Linked DNA regions of Homo sapiens: region 2 is linked to region 1. Evidence: read pairs that join two places in POLR2A ChIA-PET (ENCODE). Cell type or tissue: CD4-positive, alpha-beta T cell. All regions are shown on one strand. Each heading gives the region's core, and the rest is flanking DNA. Links, peaks and the distances in the headings are about the cores only.

Evidence for each region. Peaks named below come from ENCODE experiments on the same cell type or tissue, not always from the same donor. Only the 100,000 strongest peaks of a DNase experiment are listed, where the experiment ranks them.
Region 2: POLR2A ChIA-PET joins it to region 1 with 14 read pairs; 16 of 35 experiments call an interaction of 5 or more read pairs at or near these places.

Annotation. Positions count from the first base shown.
Region 1 is chr11:66,543,567-66,547,942 of GRCh38, forward strand. It overlaps ZDHHC24 (zDHHC palmitoyltransferase 24), which reads right to left and starts at 2,482. Exons shown (of 3, transcript NM_207340.3): 1 at 2,157-2,482; 2 at 138-415. The coding sequence starts at 2,437. It overlaps ACTN3 (actinin alpha 3), which reads left to right and starts at 3,337. Exons shown (of 21, transcript NM_001104.4): 1 at 3,337-3,518. The coding sequence starts at 3,372. RefSeq lists enhancers at 1,647-1,756, 2,905-2,964, 3,035-3,084 and silencers at 2,235-2,474, 2,655-2,784. In CD4-positive, alpha-beta T cell, for the core only: no CTCF peak of the experiment used is centred there; DNase peaks (open chromatin) are centred at 405, 2,595 and 3,165; H3K4me3 peaks cover 3,207 bases; H3K27ac peaks cover 2,148 bases.
Region 2 is chr11:66,464,396-66,468,771 of GRCh38, forward strand. PELI3 (pellino E3 ubiquitin protein ligase family member 3) reads left to right here and starts at 2,510. Exons shown (of 8, transcript NM_145065.3): 1 at 2,510-2,632; 2 at 3,733-3,885. The coding sequence starts at 3,734. RefSeq lists enhancers at 475-976, 977-1,476 and silencers at 2,428-2,637, 2,648-2,997. In CD4-positive, alpha-beta T cell, for the core only: a CTCF peak has its summit at 3,053; DNase peaks (open chromatin) are centred at 1,062, 2,346, 2,856 and 3,596; H3K4me3 peaks cover 1,652 bases; H3K27ac peaks cover 975 bases.

The DNA.
Region 1 (4,376 bases), core at 377-4,376:
CTGCCCTTACTGGCCATCACTGACACTGGGGCTGGGTCCCCCAGGCCAGAAAGCCCGTCTCCCACCAGAATGGGCTGTACTCCCCAGCCCAATACCAGGGCCCCTGCCTCTGTGCAGAGGCCTCCCAGGCTCCCCACCTGTGAGCAACATGAGCCAGGGAAGCAGGAGGAGGGCAGCCATGTGGAGGGGCGTGTGGGCTCGCAGCAGGGCCGACAGTGCAGGGCCCAGCAGCACAGAGACGTGGAGCAGGACGCCGGCGGCATGAAGCAGCAGGCACAGGAAGGGCCGGTAGTTGCCGAAGCCCACGCAGCGGCCCAGCAGGCGGCAGTGGTGGTCCCGACGCAGGATGCAGACGCGGCAGGCAGAGCAGTGTCCGCTGCGTGGCGGCACCTGGCTTTGGCATTGGTAGCAGTAACTGCAGGAAGGAACCACAGCGTCAGTTCCCCCAGCAGCTCAGATGCCCCATATTGTGCACAGGGCTGCCCCAGAGCCCATCCTGCGGAAGTGGCAACAGCCATTTGCCCTGGCTAAGCCTCAATTTCTTTACAAGTAAATGCAGGCTAAACAAGATGTCCCAGGCCCTTCTAGTTCTAGCACTACAGGTCTGAGGTCTCTTCCAGCCCTAACATCCCCAGTCCTGAGACCTCTCTCAAGCCACTGACATCCAGCAGCAAATCCCTCCCTTCCTCCACGGTCACCCCTTTGTCCAGGTCACTAGGAACTCTCTGGATTACTGCAATAGCCTCTTGACTGGTCTCCGATTCCACCTTTGCCCCACCTCGTACGGTCTCACCCCAGCAACCAAACTGACCCTCCTCTGCTTAAAACCCTCCTGTGGTTCTCCAATTTATTTCTAGTAAAAAGCAAAGCCTTCAGTGTCCTACAACATCCTTCTATCTGTGACATCTCTTCCCCTCTCTTACTGCACTCCAGCCACACTGGCCTTCTTGCTGTTCTGGGAACATACATGCTGGGTACACAACTGCCTCAGAGCCTTTGCACCACTTGTTACCTCTGCCTGGAACACCTTTCCCTCAGATTCCCACATGGCTAACCGCCCCCCACGCCCTCCAAGTTTTTTGCTCAAATGCCTCCTTCTCTATGAGGTCTACCTTGACCACACATTTATGTATATTATTTTAAAAATTAATTAAAAAAAATTTTTAGGGACAGAGTCTCGCTACATTACCCAGGCTGGAGTGTAGTGGTTGTTCACAGGTGTGATCATAGCACACTACAGCCTCAGTCTCAGCAAAAGCCTCTGCCTGGCATAAAATGTGTGTGTAGAGCCTGTACCTGGTGTAATTTTTTTTTCTAATTATAAATTGACAAATTCCAGTTGTATATACTTATGGGATACCAAGTGATGTTATGATTTATCAGTACAGCTTGGAATAAATCAAGCTAATTAGGATAGCCATTACCTCAAACACTCATATTTTTGTGATGAGAATTTACCACCTGTTTATTTATGTATTTATTTATTTGAGACGGAGGGAGTCTTGCTCTGTCACCCAGGCTGGAGTGCAGTGGCTCGATCTCGGCTCACTGCAACCTCCGCCTCCCAGGTTCAAACAATTCTCTTGCCTCAGCCTCCCCAGTAGCTGAGATTACAGGCACGTGCCGCCATGCCCGACTAATTTTTTTATATTTTTAGTAGAGACGGGGTTTCACCACGTTGGCTAGGCTGGTAAACTTCTGACCTTAAGTGATCCGCCGGCCTCGGCCTCCCAAAGTGCTGGGATTACAGATGTGAGCCAACGCACCCGGCCTAACCACCTATTTAATATTGAAACTTGCAACCCCTTTACCCTGCTCTACTTCTTGTTTCCAAACTACTATCACCTTCTAGCATTCTATATGATTTGCTTATTATTCCTCTAGTTTCTCATCTGCACCCCCCTCAAATCAGGAATTTGTTCTATTGTACCCTTCGTCCCTGTAACAAAACCTTGCACCTAGTAGGCTCCCAATAAGTATTTGCGAGTAAATAAATAACACTCAATTCTAGCTCTTCCATCCCAGGTTCTAAAAAAATGTCTGATTCTAACAACCTGGATCCTAATGTAACCCGGTTCTAACATCTCAGGTCTTGGGGCCCCTCCCCCCTGTCCAAGGCTCCCACTTCTCCCCGCCCGATCCCGCACCCCACTCACGCCCAGCCCTGGCCCAGACCGCGGCCGGCCAGCATCACGCCACGGATGCTGGGATCCGAGCGCAGGAAGAGCCCCACGTTGCCCAGCAGGTTGAGCAGCTGGAAGGCGGCCAGCGCCAGCTGCAAGGCCCGGGCCAGGGGTCCCAGCGGCGGCGGCCCGGGACCGAGCACCAGCACGTAAGCCAGCTCCAGGCCCACGGCCGCGGCCCACAGCGCGGTGAGCACGAGAGGCAGCTGCGCGGGCGCCCCGTCCGTGCTCCCAGCCGCCCAGGGCTGCCCCATGGCCTGGACACCCAGCTGTCGGAGCCGGAGGACTAGGCCGCTTCCGTATTGGGGCGGAGATAGCGGCAGACGGACGTCTGCTACGGCCAATAGAAGCTCGGAAGGGGGTGCGGCGAGCGCTCAGACTCTCAGGGAACGGCCGGCCCACGCGGCGAGTTGATCTGGCCAACGGACCAGCAGTGGAGGCGCTCGGAATCCCGCGGCGCTGGAGCCCGGATAACGCCGCGGAGTGATTGACCCGCCCACCCTGGAGGCTCCTCCCATCCCGTCGGAGCCCCGCCCGCTGGCGCGGGGGCCAGGAGTGCCCGGGGGATTGAGTTGCAGCCGGGGTGGTGTCGGGGTTTCCCGGCTCAGCACATTCTCCCCTACTCCCCACAGCCGCCCCGATATTAATAGCCCTGCCGCAGCCCATCCAGCTGGCTCAGAGCCGTTCCCCATGCCCGGGTGTCTCCATCACCCCAGAAAACATGCAAAACAGCTCGGCGCCTCTGTGTTCCTGACTGTGAAATGGGGATAGGGCTCTGTGTCCCACCAGCGAGGTGCTGGAAGAGGCTCACGAGGAGCTCCAGAGGGCAGCCTCTAGAGCGGCCCGCGGCCACTATTATTATCGGCCTTTCTATTGTGGAGAGGAGTAAACAGACTCAGAGAGGTCCCGTGGATTTCTCAAGGTCACACAGCGCCCCAGCAGCGGAGCAGGAATGCAAACCCAGGATCTCCGCCGCGAGATCCACCCCGGCGCCCCCGAGTCCCGCAGTTCCCGGCTTCAGGACAACCCCTTGCCAGGTCCAACCCGAGCTCCTTCACCCCCATCCGGCCCCTCCCTCCTCCCCCATATTTAGTGCGAATTCGATCTGGGGCTGGGCTGGGCCCTACTTAATGGGGCCCGGGTGTCCGAGAGCGTGCCGAGCGGAGCGAAGCCAGGAGCCCGATCGAGATGATGATGGTTATGCAGCCCGAGGGTCTGGGGGCCGGGGAGGGGCGCTTTGCGGGCGGCGGCGGGGGCGGCGAGTACATGGAACAGGAGGAGGACTGGGACCGCGACCTGCTGCTGGACCCGGCCTGGGAGAAGCAGCAGCGGAAAGTGAGTGCTCGCCCATTTCCTGACAGCAAAACCGAGGCCTGAGAGGCCGGGCTGTTTGTCCTGGGCATCTCAGCAGTGCAGGGGCAGAGCTTGTCTTTAACCTAGAGTGCTAATCCCCAGCCCAGGCTCTGCCCATCAGCTGCCTGCTGTCCCCAGGGCTGGAGGAGAGGGCTGGGAGCCCTCAAGAGGGGTTTAAAATGACAAGAGAGTTTCTGGGCTCCCCACCCCCACCAGGGTTCATTCCCCTGGGCCCACTGCCCCACTTCTGCTGCTGAAAACAGGCTGGGCAAACCCCAGGAGATCCAAGTTAGGGGGGGTTCAGAAAGAAGAATCTTCTTCTAGTTAAATATTCCCAGACCCCACCCTGAAGGCTTGCAGTCAGGCAACTAGTGGACTTGGGAGTGTGGGGGTAGTGAGAAGGGTCCTCTCAGACCCCACCCCACCTCGTCTCCAGGGTGGGGTCCATAGTCGCTGTATCTCATTTAACAATTGAAGAAACTGAAGCCCAGAAAGAGCACAGACAGGCCCCACATCACAGACTGTCAGACATCAGGACCCCCGCAACCTGAGGATCTTTACCCTTTTCCCTACCCCCATTCTTTCCCAAGATACCCCAGGCATGGGGCCCTGAGTCTGCTGAAAAGGCCATAGGTCGGGGAGGAGGGGAGACCTGGGTCCCCTTACGCTGTAACCTGACTCTCCAGCCAGATGGACACTTAGTGCTGAGGCAGCACCTCGGGGGCGCCAAAGAGGGGCACAGGGGCAGCTGCTACCCAGGCCCAGCCCGTTGGGCACTCAGGGCCCCTCCCTCCCTGAGCTATTTTCACTCCCAGACTTTCCCAAGTAGAGGGGGCAGGA
Region 2 (4,376 bases), core at 64-4,063, 79 kb before region 1:
TCAGCAAACTATCGCAAGGACAAAAAACCAAACACCACATTTTCTCACTCATAGATGGGAATTGAACAATGAGAACACATGGACACAGGAAGGGGAACATCACACACCGGGAACCGTTGTAGGGTGGGAGGAGGGGGGAGGGATAGCATTAGGAGATATACCTAATGCTAAATGATGAGTTAATGGGTGCAGCACACCAACATGGCACATGTATACATATGTAACAAACCTGCACGTTGTGCACATGTACCCTAAAACTTAAAGTATAATAATAATAAAATTTTTTAAGAAAGAAATAAAGTTTCTATTTTATTCCTTTCTTTGAACCAACAGGGACAAGATCTAGATTGAAGAGAGAAAAGGGAGGGTTGACAAAGGAATTTCAAAGCAATACTGCAAAATCCTATTCACCACAAGTATCATTATTATTCCCATTTTACACATAAGGAAACTGAAGCTTAGTGAGATTAAGAAGCTGGAGTTCTTGGAGCAGAGCGCTGGATTTAGAGCCAGAAGCCAAGGTTGGAACTTAGGCATCTGCTACTGGTGTCCTAACTCTCCCTTCCTCTCCCTTACTTGGGCAATCCTGGTGTCGGGCCCACCTCAGCCTCCCTGAGGCCTGATGGTCTGGCTGTGCCACCATGCAGCTCCAATCCCAGTACTGCCCCAGGAGAAATCCCTGCCTCCTCCTCCAGTGAGTCTTGGTGATCCCTCTCAGACCTTCCTCCATGCAGTCCAGTGTCAGGTGGAAGCACTGGGGCTCCTGTGAAGCATCAGCTCCACATCTGCCTGGCTTGTGACCTGGGGCAAGTTTCTTCTTCTGCCTGAGCCTCAGCTTCCTGGTGTGTAAATTGGGGATTATAACAGGGATTCAGTATATATTCACTGAGGACCTGCTCTGGCAGGCAATGCATTAAAAGCTGGGGGTACACAAGGGAGTGAGGCTGTCCCAGGGTCCCCGTGCACACCCAGCACAATGGACGCCTCTGGTGGCATCAGTGAGGGCAGCTATCCTGTGTCACAGGGTTTGTGTGACCTGCAGCCAGCAGCCCAGCGGTCTGGTGGTGTCCTGCTTGGTGGAAGTCTCGCAGGGAGATTCTCTGTGACTAACGAGTGTCTTTTCCCCTAAAGGATGTGCCGTCGGCTGCTTTCTTGTTTCATCTAGCCGCTGGGCCCCAGAACAGTTGGCAAAGCAGTTGGTATCTTTGGCTATTTTTAGGTGGAGGAGTTAGCGGGGTGGATATAGTAGGGCCCCAGGGGAGTCTGGTAGATGGGGAACTTCAGGTGCAACAAGTTTGTGGGGGTGGGAGTGGCAGCGGCTCCCTCTCAGGAATGTTTAGGCAAACTAAACATGCATCCTTCATAATGGAAGTCAAAAGCCACCTCCTCTGTGCAGTCTTCCTTGATTTTCTCATTAAACACCCCCACCGCCCCCCACAAGACCAAAGACTTGATCTGGAACTATAATCCAGCCTTTATAGTTCCAGACCAAGAGTACTGAGCAATAGGGACCTTACCTGATGCAGACAAGGTTTCTCTTCTGCACCTCTGAGGCTCCATCCCTAGTCAGAACGACAAGGTACGAAGTTAGGAGTTGAGACTGAAGCCACTCATACAGCTGAGATTCTCTCTTGGCCCGTTTCTAGCAAACTACAACAAGCAAGTCACTTTTGTAAATCTATTTCCTCATCTGTAAAATGGGCAACTATCGTGCCTGCCTCCCAGGATTAAAGTAAAGGGTTTAATTTGCTCAAAGCACAGCGCACAGCGCCTAACGTAGACTGATAGATCTCTCGCAAGCCCCAGGCCCAGAAGGGGCGGTGCTCCCCCAAAACTCTCTTTCCTTTGCAGCACAGCGGGGGGTGTGTGCATCCTGGCGGAGGGGAGGGGACTGAGGGGAGGGGAATGGGGGGTGCCCGAGCTGGGCTGGAAGACAGGTCTGCGACTCTGGTCAACTGCAGCTGCTTTCCCCGGCCTCCACCGCTGCCGCACACCCCCTTTGCCTTTAGCATTTTCCTCCTCTCCTCTAATTGCGTGGCGTCCCCAGATGGTAGGCGGGGTGTCGGAGCTGGGGGTGCGTAGTCCCGGGCCTAAGGCTAGGGAAGGGGCCTCCAGCGCCGTGTGAGGGCCCTGACCGACAGTGGGGAGGGGCGCCCATGTCTCTGGGAGAACCCCGGAGTCCCCGGAAATGGAGGCGGAGTTTGGGGAGTCTGAAATGGGGGAGGGGTCGTGTAGACTACGGGGGAGTCCTGAGCCGGCTAGGAGGGGCAAGGGAGTCCCTCAGACGGAGTGGAGAGCGGGGCTTCCCTGGTCAGAGGGCGGTACCAGGGGAAGGGCGTGGTCTCCTGCGAAGGGGCGGAGCTCCGCCTACGAAGGCTGAGCATCGCCGCAAGAGGCGGAGTCTGGAGCGAGGCGGAGCTCTCCTAGGGGCGGGGAAAATGGGGCGGGGCCTCCGGACAGGGGGCGGAGCGTGGCTGTTCGCGCTCATCCCCCTCCCCCGGCCCTGGGTGTCCCCGTGACGAGGCAGCGCGGAGCCGCCGCGGGCCGGGCCCATCCCGCCGCAGCGGCCCGGGGCCGAGCAGGGGCTAGGCGGGGAGGGAGCGGCGCCCAGCGGGGCCCGGAGCGTGGCCAGGTGAGGCCGCCGGGGCGGAGGGGGCGGGGGCTGCGCCAGGCGGGCCCCGGCGGGCGCGGGGGGCGTGTTTGCGTGTCTGGGGGTGGTGGAGGGAGTGGGTCCGAGGGCGGGCGCCGGTGGCTGCTGCGCGCCCGCGCGTCCCTGCGGTCGCGGGTGCGGGTGGTCTCTGCGCCGTCCGGGCCCGGGGCGTGCGGGGCCGTGCACGCGCGCGTGTTGTGCGGAGGGGCCGCCGGGTGTGGACCTGCGTAGGTGCTGGGCCGCGGTTCCCGTTCTGCCCGCCCGGGGCGCAGGGCGCGGGCCTGCCCCGGCGCGGTCCCTCTGGCGCGGGGATGTTTTCCAAACGGGCTGCCTGCGGGAGACGGCTGTGCTGCAGCCCGAGCTCGAGGGGGGAGCGCCGCCTCCGCAGGCCTCCTGAGACCCGGGCGGCTGGGGACGCAGACAGACACCTGAGGGAGGGAAGAGCGCGCACCCAGGAGGAGTCTATTGGCCTACCCGCAGGGGGAGGCCGAGATGGGGAGACTGAGGCAGATGGTGAGGCGGAGGCGGGCAGACAGGCAGAGATGGGGAATGGGGGGAGAGAGACGGCAAAAAGGACAGCGGCTGGGAGGACAGAGAGTCATTGAGAAAGCAGATGGACAGACAGAGGCCTAGACCTCAAAGGGGCAAGAAAGATTCAGATGGACAGGTAGATTCAAAGAACCTGTCAGAGAGGCTAAATCAGAGGTCCAGAGGCTAAGAGCTATAAGCAGGAACTGAGTCTGAGATGAGGGGTAACGGCCCCCAACTCATTGGGTGCCCCGCTTTGAAGCACATCCCAGACTGGGATCTTGGCCAAAAAGCAGCCTCTGGCCACCCCAAGTTGGTCCATCTCTTTGGCACCACTGAATATCCTGACTCTCTTCACTGTGCCACCCCTCCCTGGTATCCCAGCAACCTCGGGCAGTTTAGAGGAGGCAGAGGGGAAGTGGTTGCCATAGCAGTAGAGGCGGTGAAAGGTCACCCTTGCCTTAGCCTAGGCGGCCCTGCAGCAGGCTGCAGCTGGAATTGAGCCGGGCTGGGGTGGGAACCTACAAAGCTCTTTTCTCTCCCACTCTGCCCAGAATGGTGCTGGAAGGAAACCCTGAAGTGGGGTCCCCCCGAACCTCAGACCTCCAGCACCGGGGGAACAAGGGCTCTTGCGTTCTCTCCTCTCCCGGTGAAGATGCGCAGCCAGGCGAGGAGCCCATCAAGTATGGTGAACTCATCGTCCTGGGGTGAGCATCCCTGGCCTAGAAGGGGTGAAGCACCAGACACCCACCCAACGCAGCCAGAACAAGGGCCCGACCCCTCCTCCCCCCACATAGGGCCTTCAGCTGTTTGTCCCTCCTCACCTTCCTAGCTGAAAGACAAAATTGACCAAACCCACCTCAATTCATAATTATTATTTTATCTTCCCATTTTTCACAAAGTACTGTGACAACTCTAACCACCCAACTTCCTGATCAGATGAGAAAAATGTTAACACCAGCTGCCTTTCCTAAAGCACCTAGTGTGTGTGGTGTGGGGTGAAGAACTCTGGTTCTCCAGCAAAACTGCTTGGTTCAAATCCTGCCTCTGCAAGTTGCTGAACTTCCCTGTGCCTCTGTTTCCCCTGTTTTGCAAATGGGGATGATAATAATCCCTTCCTCAGAGGGTTGTTGGAAGAAATGAATGAGGTGATTTCTGTAAAGTACATAGAACAGCGCCTAGCACATATCGAGTGTTC